Linked DNA regions of Homo sapiens: region 2 is linked to region 1. Evidence: read pairs that join two places in POLR2A ChIA-PET (ENCODE). Cell type or tissue: MCF 10A. All regions are shown on one strand. Links, peaks and the distances in the headings refer to the core of each region. The heading gives the core; the rest is flanking DNA.

Region 1 (5,705 bases), core at 682-4,681:
TAAGTTTATGTAATATTCTAAATGGTTTTTGTCATTTCATCAGTGTTCACAGTATCTTCACCAGGTATAGATGCCATGTCAAAAAAACCATTTTCTTTTCTCTTCCATACAAAGCAACTCCTCGTCTGTTCAAGTTTTATCATGAGGTTGCAGCAATTCCATCACATCTTCAGGCTCTGTTTCTTATTCTACTTCTCTTGCTGTTTTCACCACATCTGCAGTCCCTTCCTCCACTGAAGTCTTGAACTGTTTAGTGTCATCCATGATCTTGGACTGGAATCAGCTTCTTCTGTAGTCCTGTTAATGTTGATATTTTGACCTCCTCCCATGAAAAACGAGTGTTCTTAATGGCATCTAGAAATGATGAATCCTTTCCAGAAGGTGATCAATGTAGTTTGCCTAGATCCATCAGAGGAATCACTGTGGCATCGATAGCCTTATGAAATGTATTTCTTAAATAAATAATAAGGCTTGAAAGTTGAAATGACTCCTTGATCCATGGGCTGCAGAATAGATGTGTTAGCAGGCATAAAAACAACATGAATCTCCTTGTACATCTCCATCAGAGTCCTTGGGTTTCAAAGTGCATTTTCAATGAGCAGTAATATTTTGAAAGGAATCTTTTTTCTGAGCAGTAGGTCTCAACAGTGGGCTTAAAATATTCAATAAAGCCGCTGGGTGCGGTGGCTCACGCCTGTAATCCCAGAATTTTGGGAGGCCGAGGCGGGCAGATCACGAGGTCAGGAGATCGAGACCATCCTGGCTAACATGGTGAAACCCCATCTCTACTAAAAATACAAAAAATTAGCCAGGCGTGGTGGCGGGCGCCTGTAGTCCTACCTACTTAGGAGGCTGAGGCAGGAGAATGGCGTGAACCCGGGAGGTGGAGGTGGCAGTGAGCTGAGATTGTGCCACTGCACTCCAGCCTGGGCGACAGTGTGAGACTCCATCTCAAAAAAAAAAAAAATTCAGTAAAGCATACTGTAAACAGATGTGCTGTCACCCAGGTTTTGTTGTTCCATTTCTAGAGCATAGGCAGAGTGGATTTAGCATAATTCTTCAGAGCCCTAGGGTTTTTGGAACGGTAAATGAGCATTGGCTTCAACTTAAAGTCCCCAGCTACATTGGCTCCTGAGAAGAGTCTCCCTATTCTTTGAAGCTGGACATTGACTTCCTCTCTCTGGCTAGGAAAGTTCTAGGTGACCTCTTCTTCCAATAAAAGACTGTTTCATCTGCAGCGAGCATCTGTTATTTAGTGTAGCCACTGATATGGCGTGGCTCTGTGTCCCCACCCAAATTTCACAGTGTGAAAATGGACTAATATAGCTACCTTCATCAATTATCTCAGCTAGATCTTCTGAATAACTTGCTGCAGCTTTTACATAAAAACTTGCTGCTTCGTCCTGTACTTTTGTGTTATGGAGATGGCTTATTTCCTTAAACCTCATAAATCAACTTCTGCTAGCTTAAGACTTTTTTCCTGCAGCTTTCTCATCTCTCTCAGCCTTCACAAAATTAAAGAGAGTTAGGACTTTGCTCTGAGTTAGGCTTTGGCTTAAGGGAATGTTTGTGGCTGGTTTGGCTCTCTGTCTAGAAAACTCAAACTTTTTTTGTATCAGCCTCATTGCACTTTCTTATTCATCTATTCACTGGAGTAGTACTTTTTTTAAAATTAATTTTTTTTATTATACTTTAAGTTCTAGGGTACACGTACACAACGTGGGCCAAAGTTAGTGCCACTCCACTGGAGTAGTACTTTTAATTTTCTTCAAGAACTTTTCCTTGGCATTCACAACTTGGCTAACTTTGGCCCAAGAGGCCTAGCGTTTATCCTGTCTTGGTTTTTAACATGTCTTTCTCACTAAGCTTAGTCATTTCTAGCTGTTGATCTAAAGTGACAGGTGTGTGACTCTTCCTTTCACCTGAACACTTAGAGGCCATTGTAGGATTATTAATTGGCTTGATTGCAGTATTGTTGTGTCTCCGGAAATAGGGAGGCCCAAGGAGACGGAGAGAGATAGAGGAATGTCTGGTCAGTGGAGTGGTAGAAACACCACATTTATTAAGTTTTCCATCGTATATGGATGCAGTTGGTGGTACTCCAAAACAATTACAATAGTAACGTCACAGATCACTGATCACAGAGCACCAGAGCAGATATTATGATAATGAAAAAGGTTGAAATACTGTGAGAATTAACCAAAATGTGACACGGAGACACAAAGTGAGCACAAAGTGTTGGAAAAATAGCACAGATAGACTTGCTTAATGCAGGGTTGCCACAACCTTCGATTTGTAAAAAACATAATGTCTGCAAAGCACAATAAATCAAAGCACCTTATGAGATGTGCCTATATGTATTTTCAGCAAGAATGTCACAGAAGTAATGCTGTGTCATTATAACATTTTGGGGACCATTAATGTTGATCAACACCCAAGGTAGTGTGTGCTATGTTTCTCCATTCTATAAAGGTACAGTTTTTCTTTGTAATTAATATTCTATTAGACCACCACATCACACGGATTCCTTTTTGAGGAAGGACTTGTTGCTCAGTTTTGGTCAGTGCAGTCAGCAGATAGCTTCCAGCACTTTCTGCATGACTCATATCACCCAAGGTCACACCCTTCCTGGTGCAGCTTGCACACAATGCCTGAGTGAGATGGGGTGGAACTGCCCACTTCAGAGCTCCCTGCCGGTTGCTGAAGCCAGGACTATATTGCAGTGAGATTGCTCCCTTAGCCCAATTATACCTCTTCCCCCTTCCTTTCACATATGCTGGTCCCTAGTAAATACATTGCACCCCAAACTCTGTCTTAGCATCTGATTCCAGAGAACCCAACCTGAGTCATTTCTTATTGGGAGACATTTTGAAACCCTGTGAATAATCTGTTTGTTATTACTTTCACTTACTCCTTTTAGCATCTATTGAGAATTCTTGCTTGAAACAGTTATTACTGTCCTGGTTGCCAAATGGTGGTTTTCTAATTCCATGATTTCTTCTACATTTACTAGTTAGAATTCTACTGTATGGAAGAGATTATCCTTCTCCCATTTACTTATTTATTGATTCACTCACATATATCAGCATGCACCGGCAAATTCTATTTTGTGAATTATAATCTAACACGTATTTTATTGTTCAATTTGTCCCAGATTTGGCCAGTAGGAGCCAGTTTCCATCTTGTTTCTGTGTGCTTTGATGTGTCCTTATTGTTTTTTTAGTACTTCCTTTCTTTCTGGCAATATATTTCAGCATTGTTTGATACTTTTCCTGCCCCTGGAATTGGTCATTTCAACAGGGACCAAGAATGAATATAAAAAATGGAAACATTCAAGCATTAGAAGAAAATATGGGTGGATGATCTTAAGGCAATGAGGAAAGCCTCTAACATCTCAGAATCACCAAGCACAATAGAAAAAACAAACAAACAAAAAAGTAAGCAGATGTTTCACAGGAAAAAAAAAATGAAAATGACACATAAGCATAAGAAAAGATACTGACCCTCACTTATAAGATAAATACGAGGTAAAATTATCCTGCCATACCAAAAGATTGAAAACTTCATTGAGTAGACTGCAGAGAAACAGTCAGTTTCATTCATTGCTGGTAGAAGTATAAAATGGTACAACCCGTATAAAAGGGTTTTTGCAAAAAGCTAAAGACATGGTGGACAGATTTACTTTTGGTTCAGTAATCCCACTGTTAGGAATCTACACTGAAGATAAACTTCCACAAATAAACAACACATGCACAAGGTTATTTATTGCAACATTGTAGTGGCAAAGGATTGGCGACAACACAGATGCCCATCAATAGAAGGCTGATTGTATAACTGGAATATCCACACAACGGAATATTGTGCAATGCTTTAAAAAAAAAAAAAGGATGTCTCTGTGTGCTAATGGGTAGCGATTTCTAGAATTTGTAGGACATTTCACAAGACATCTGGCCTGATCTTTTCAAAAAGTCATCATCATATGGATTTAGGGAAGATGGTGGTAATAGTACATTATTTTTGAGTCACTCCAAATCACTGCATAAAAACAGAACATGAACAGTATCTGTAGCAAAACTAGTTTGCTAGAGAATGACAATGAGCTTCAGACAACCAAATTGACTGCAGAGATACAAATTAAACTCTAATATGAACATTAAATATTTATTTTCTTGTGGACCCAAGACTAAGACTAAATGAGGAATAATGTTTGTAATGGATACTATATGCTTTAACAATTTTGATTCAGCACAACTACTAGAGAATGGAGAGAGAATATATGAAAAAATTATTCAAACTTTTAAGTAATCATATTACTGGCAGTGTTATTGTCATTATCTCGAGATTATTGGGTAAGCAATATGGGGTATTCTAATTCTTCATCCCTTGTGTCCTTGAGAACCAGAATTCTCAATGGAAAAAGGAGATACAAATGTGAGATAGAAGATGTTAAGTAAAAACCCTGTAGACTTTAATTTTAATTGGAAATATCGGTATCAACTTATCAGGTATTTAATCTTCCTTTTAAAATGGTGTGCACGCACACACACAGACACACAGACACACACACACACACACGTAGGAAAGGAAAACAAACCCTGTTGATTACCAGACTAGTCATTTATGTAGAAAATCCCAAAGAAACTGCAAACAAGCTACTAGAACCGAAAAGTGAATTGAGCCAGCATACAAGGTCAATAAAAAAACTAAAACATATTTCTAAATACTATTCTATAGCAATGAGTAATTAAAATTGGAATTTTTAGAAATGCTGTTTATAATAGCATCAAAAACATGAAATATTTTAGGGATAAGTCTAATAAAATATGTGCAAGATTCTGTGTGATAGAGAAAATCTAAAATGGAGAGCTACGCCATGGTCATGGGCTGTAAGACAATATTTCAAAGACATTACTTCTCCCCAAGTTGATCTGTAAGTTCAGCCAGTCAAAATCCAGGCATCAGCCAGCACTGGATCTCCCAGAACAAACAAACAAAAAACAAAACCAGGCAGATTTTTGTTTGTGAATTCCCGCCTCCCACCCCCACCAGATGGAGTCTTGCTCTGTCACCCAGGCTGGAGTGCAGTGGAGTGATCTCGGCTCACTGCAAGCTCCGCCTTCTGGGTTCACGCCATTCTCCTACCTCACCCTCCTGAGTAGCTGGGACTACAGGCACCCGCCACCACGCCCGGCTAATTTTTTGTATTTTTAGTAGAGATGGAGTTTTACTGTGTTAGCCAGGATGGTCTCGATCTCCTGACCTCATGATCCGCCCGCCTCAGCCTCCCAAAGTGCTGGGATTACAGGCATGAGCCACCATGCCTGGCCTTGTTTGAGTATTTTTTTAAGGAAATCAATAAGATGAGTTTAAAATTTACATGGGCCAGACACAATGGCATGCAAGCTGTCTAGCTACTCAGGAGGCCTATAGTCCTAGCTACTTGGGAGGCTGAGACAGACAGACTGCTTGAGCCCAGGAGTTTGAGACAAGCCTGGGCAATACAGCAAAATCCTGTCTCTAAAAAAGGTAAAAATAAGTAAGTATTTATATGGAAATGCAAACCTAAAATAGCCAAAATACTTTTGAAAAATAATAAGTTGGAGGACCCATACTATCTGATTTCAAGATTTACTGAAAGCTATATGTAATCAAGACTGTAGTATCTGAGTAAGAATGGACATATAGACCAGTGGAACAAAATAGAG
Region 2 (4,000 bases), core at 1-4,000, 69 kb after region 1:
AACATTGCTTCTAGAAATGAAATTTGTAATCTACCTCTGTAGTATAACATATCTGTACTTTGCCCATTGGGAAGTGTTCTGAACCAAAATGTCCATATTCGGATTATAGCCATTATCCCCAATGTGCACTTCATTCTACAAACAGCTGTGTGTAGAGTGGATATATTAAGTCCATATTTTAATATCTAGTACTAGGTATTTTGAAGTGAAGATGTTTGTGACAAATTTTTAAAAATGAGATGGTGAACTGGAGTTGGCCCACAGGCCATAGTTAAGCAACCCCTATGTTAGCAGCTCCATGCATTCCACACCAGTCTCTATAGTAGCAAACAGGAAGCCCTGCTCCTCCCCCACAAAAAGTGACATTTTTGACACATTTTTGGGTTGTTAAATTCAAAACCCAATGTCCTTTGGCAGCATTTGTAAAGGAGGAAGGACTCTCTCCAACTGATGGTTTTTTTTTTTTTTTTTTTTTTGAGACGGAGTCTCGCTCTTTCACCCAGGCTGGAGTGCAGTGGCGTGATCTCGGCTCACTGCAAGCTCCGCCTCCCAGGTTCATGCCATTCTCCTGCCTCAGCCTCCTGAGTAGCTGGGACTACAGGTACCCGTCACCACAGCACCTGGCTAATTTTTTTTTTTGTATTTTTAGTAGAGACGGGGTTTCACCATGTTAACCAGGATGGTCTTGATCTCCTGACCTCATGATCCGCCTGCCTCGGCCTCCCAAAGTGCTGGGATTACAGGCGTGAGCCACTGCACCAGGCCAACTGATGTTCTTAAGCCATCTCTTTGAGCTGTAACTCATTAATGAACGCTTTACTGGAGAAATCAGAAAAGCATAAAAGGAATGGTTCTATTTGTTTTTAGAAAACACTCCAGATTATACTGTAGTTCCACTTAACACAGCTGTGTTGCTAGTGGATGAAATTAAGTCCCTTGTTTTGAAACACCTTAGGCTTCTGGGTGTTCGGAGGTGATGACACATGATAAAGTACAGCTAGTAGAATAATACATGTTATAAATATCTCTAATTATTTTAACAAATGAAATACTATTTTGTAGGTGGGATTGTTCATTCAGTACTTATTCCTGGGTTTGTGAGTGGGAGGGAGAGGCAGCACTAGGGTAGGTTTCTACAGATGTGTCTTTTTTTTTTTCTCTTTCTTTTTTTCGTTTGAGATGGAGTCTCACTCTGTTGCCCAGGCTGGAGTGCAGTGGCGCAATCTTGGCTCACTGAGACCTTCACCTACCGGATTCAAGCAATTCTTCTGCATCAGCCTCCCGTGTAGCTGGGATTACAGGCATGCACCACCATGCCCGGCTAATTTTTTGTATTTTTAATAGAGACAGGGTCTCACCATGTTAGCCAGCCTGGTCTCAAACTCCTGACCTCAGGTGATCAGCCCACCTGGGCCTCCCAAAGTGCTGGTGAGCCCCTGCGCCCAGCCAGATGTGTCTTTTTAGATGACAGGTGCAGAGTGATCTGTGCCTGTATTTTATATGGCTCTGGCTGTGTACACACTCTTTTTTGAGACAGAGTCTCACTCTGTCACCCATGCTGGAGTGCAGCAGCACAATCACAGCTCACTGCAGCCTCCACCTCCTAGGCTCAAGCAATCCTCCCACCTCAGCCTCCTGAGTAGCTGGGGCCACAGGTGCACACCATCAGGCCCAGATAATTTTTTGTATTTTTTGTAGAGAAGGGGTTCCACCATGTTGCCCTCACTGGCCTTGAACTCCCGGGCTTAAGCGATCTGCCTGCCTTGGCCTACCAAAGTGCTGGGATTACAGGTGTGAGCCACTGCGCCCAGCTAACACTGTCTCATTTACCATTACATTCCTAGTGACTAAAACAGTGCCAGACACATACTAGGCGGTCAATACTTTCTGAATGAATAGTGTAATTCCCTATATATGAACAATCACTATGTATATATGGAAACCTGGGAGGATGTATACCAAAATATCAACAGTAGTGTTTTCTGGTTGGTAGACATTAGGGTAATTTTACTTTCTTTTTTTGTTTAAATTTGCTACAACAACTACATATTATCTTTGTAAACAAGGTAGGGAAAGTTTATTCACTAATTCCTTCTCAGAGTATGATTATGGTGGCATAAATTGATGCAGTATTACAGGCACAAAGCCACTTCAGCAAACCTTTTTTATAAGGGCCCTAATACATTCATGAGGGAAGAGTCCTCATGACTTAATAACTTTCCAAAAGGCCCCGCCGCTTAATACTACCACAGTGGGGATTAAGGTTCAACACGAATTTTGGAGGGGCCACCATCATTCAAACCACATAGGTGGTATCAGAGAAGACTACGTGGAAAATGGGAATTTTTATCACCATCCAGCGATAATGAGGCCTCACACCTCCCATGGTGACATTAGAGACCACATGGGGAGCAGTAATGAGGCACCCCTCCCCCGCCCAGCAGAAGTGTTGTCAGTGGAAGCCAACTGGGGGGTCCCAAAATACCACTGCTACCAACAGTAATGAGATACTCCTCCTACCTACTGGAGTATCAAAGGAAGGCAAAGGGGGAACTTTCAAACACACACCGTAGAAATGAGATATGTGTGTGGTGAGTTCAGTTCACATGGCTGTGAGTGTTTAGTGGGTCTGGGGTTAGTCGAGGGAGGAGGCAGACAGAGGGGAAGGAAGGTGCAGCACAGAGGTAGAAAGAGGCCAGAGGTGTTCAGATCTGCAGGTGGCTCCTGGGGCGGAAGATAAAATGGGCCTGGAGGGGCAGGTCAGGGCTCTGTTAGGTAGGCCTCCGTGACAGGCTCATGAGTGGAAATTTCACCCTGAGAGGAGACCGCAGACAGATTTTAGGCAAGAGCCTGACATCAGAGAGACAGAAAGGTGTCATGTGGGGAAAAGTGCAGGGAGGAAATGCTGCTGGCCTGAGGCCACACAGGCAGTGGTTGGAACTCAGGATGTCATGAGACCCAAAGCAAGCCAGGCCTGGTGGGGCTGAGAGGTGGGCATGGGTCTGAGATGTGTTGTAGAAGGCAGAGTGTGCAGGGTTTTGTGCTGAGAGACGGGGGAGGTACTGAGGTCAATATCTGACGTTTTAAGCTCCAGGAAACTGTGAAACATTAAGATAGTGTGATGGACAATTTAACATGTCATCTTGGCTGGGCCACTGGGTGCCCACGTATTGGGTCAAACATTATTCCGGACATGTCTGTGAGGGAAGTTTTGGATGAGGTTAACATTGGTTTATCATCCCAAAAATGTATTATCGTGGATATGACTTATGTTTTAAATATGTGAGCATTATTGTGCTTTCTTGGACATCCACTGCCTAGGGCAGACCTCTGCCCTGATGGGTGTTCAGGCACTGAACTACCCATGTCTTTACTTTTCTCTATTCATTCATGATACTTTGACATCTGGGGCATTGCTGACTCTGGGGGGACTGCCCCACCTTCCCTATCAGGCTCTCACACGAGGGCTACTATCCATCCACCTGCTTTAGTCACCCCAGGGCCATTGCCAGACATTAGGGATAGTCATCTGCCCCAGAGCCCTGAAATTAAACTAGACAATCCTAAGCCTGTGTGCTCCGCTCACCCACTCCTCCCGTGGAAACCATAAAAAGGCTCCAGCCCACAGTTCCTCCGTCTCCCTCTGTTCCTGACTGGCCCAGTGTCTCCTATGAGGCCCCGTGTGCTGTGCTGGGCCTCCTGTTTCTAGGAATGTATGAGCAGAATAAGCTTCTTCTTCATGAGAGTCATTTTTGTGTCTGTGTGCCTTATCATCCTTAATTAAAACAGATCCTGGGGACCCTTAAAACACAGGTAAGCACTTGCTCATCCATTCTTCAGGAGGCTAAGTCTGGATCATCCGCCTCTGTCTCTTCTCAAACCCTTTCAGGGCGTAGCCTGGGGCTGGGGTTGCAATAAGAGCTCAACGAACGTGGCTGGCTGAGTTCTCCTGTGCTGTCCACCAGGCCTCCCCATCGGGTCTGTGCCTCCCATGGGGCTG

What was found. Peaks named below come from ENCODE experiments on the same cell type or tissue, not always from the same donor. Only the 100,000 strongest peaks of a DNase experiment are listed, where the experiment ranks them.
Region 2: POLR2A ChIA-PET joins it to region 1 with 6 read pairs; 3 of 35 experiments call an interaction of 5 or more read pairs at or near these places.

The regions. Positions count from the first base shown.
Region 1 is chr13:21,432,958-21,438,662 of GRCh38, reverse strand. The region is part of intron 1 of ZDHHC20 (zDHHC palmitoyltransferase 20); the gene reads left to right. Among named protein-coding and RNA genes, the nearest start is that of ZDHHC20, 23 kb to the left of the region's middle. In MCF 10A, for the core only: no CTCF peak of the experiment used is centred there; a DNase peak (open chromatin) is centred at 2,622.
Region 2 is chr13:21,364,588-21,368,587 of GRCh38, reverse strand. It overlaps the pseudogene MIPEPP3. Among named protein-coding and RNA genes, the nearest start is that of LINC00539, 22 kb to the right of the region's middle. In MCF 10A, for the core only: no CTCF peak of the experiment used is centred there; no DNase peak of the experiment used is centred there.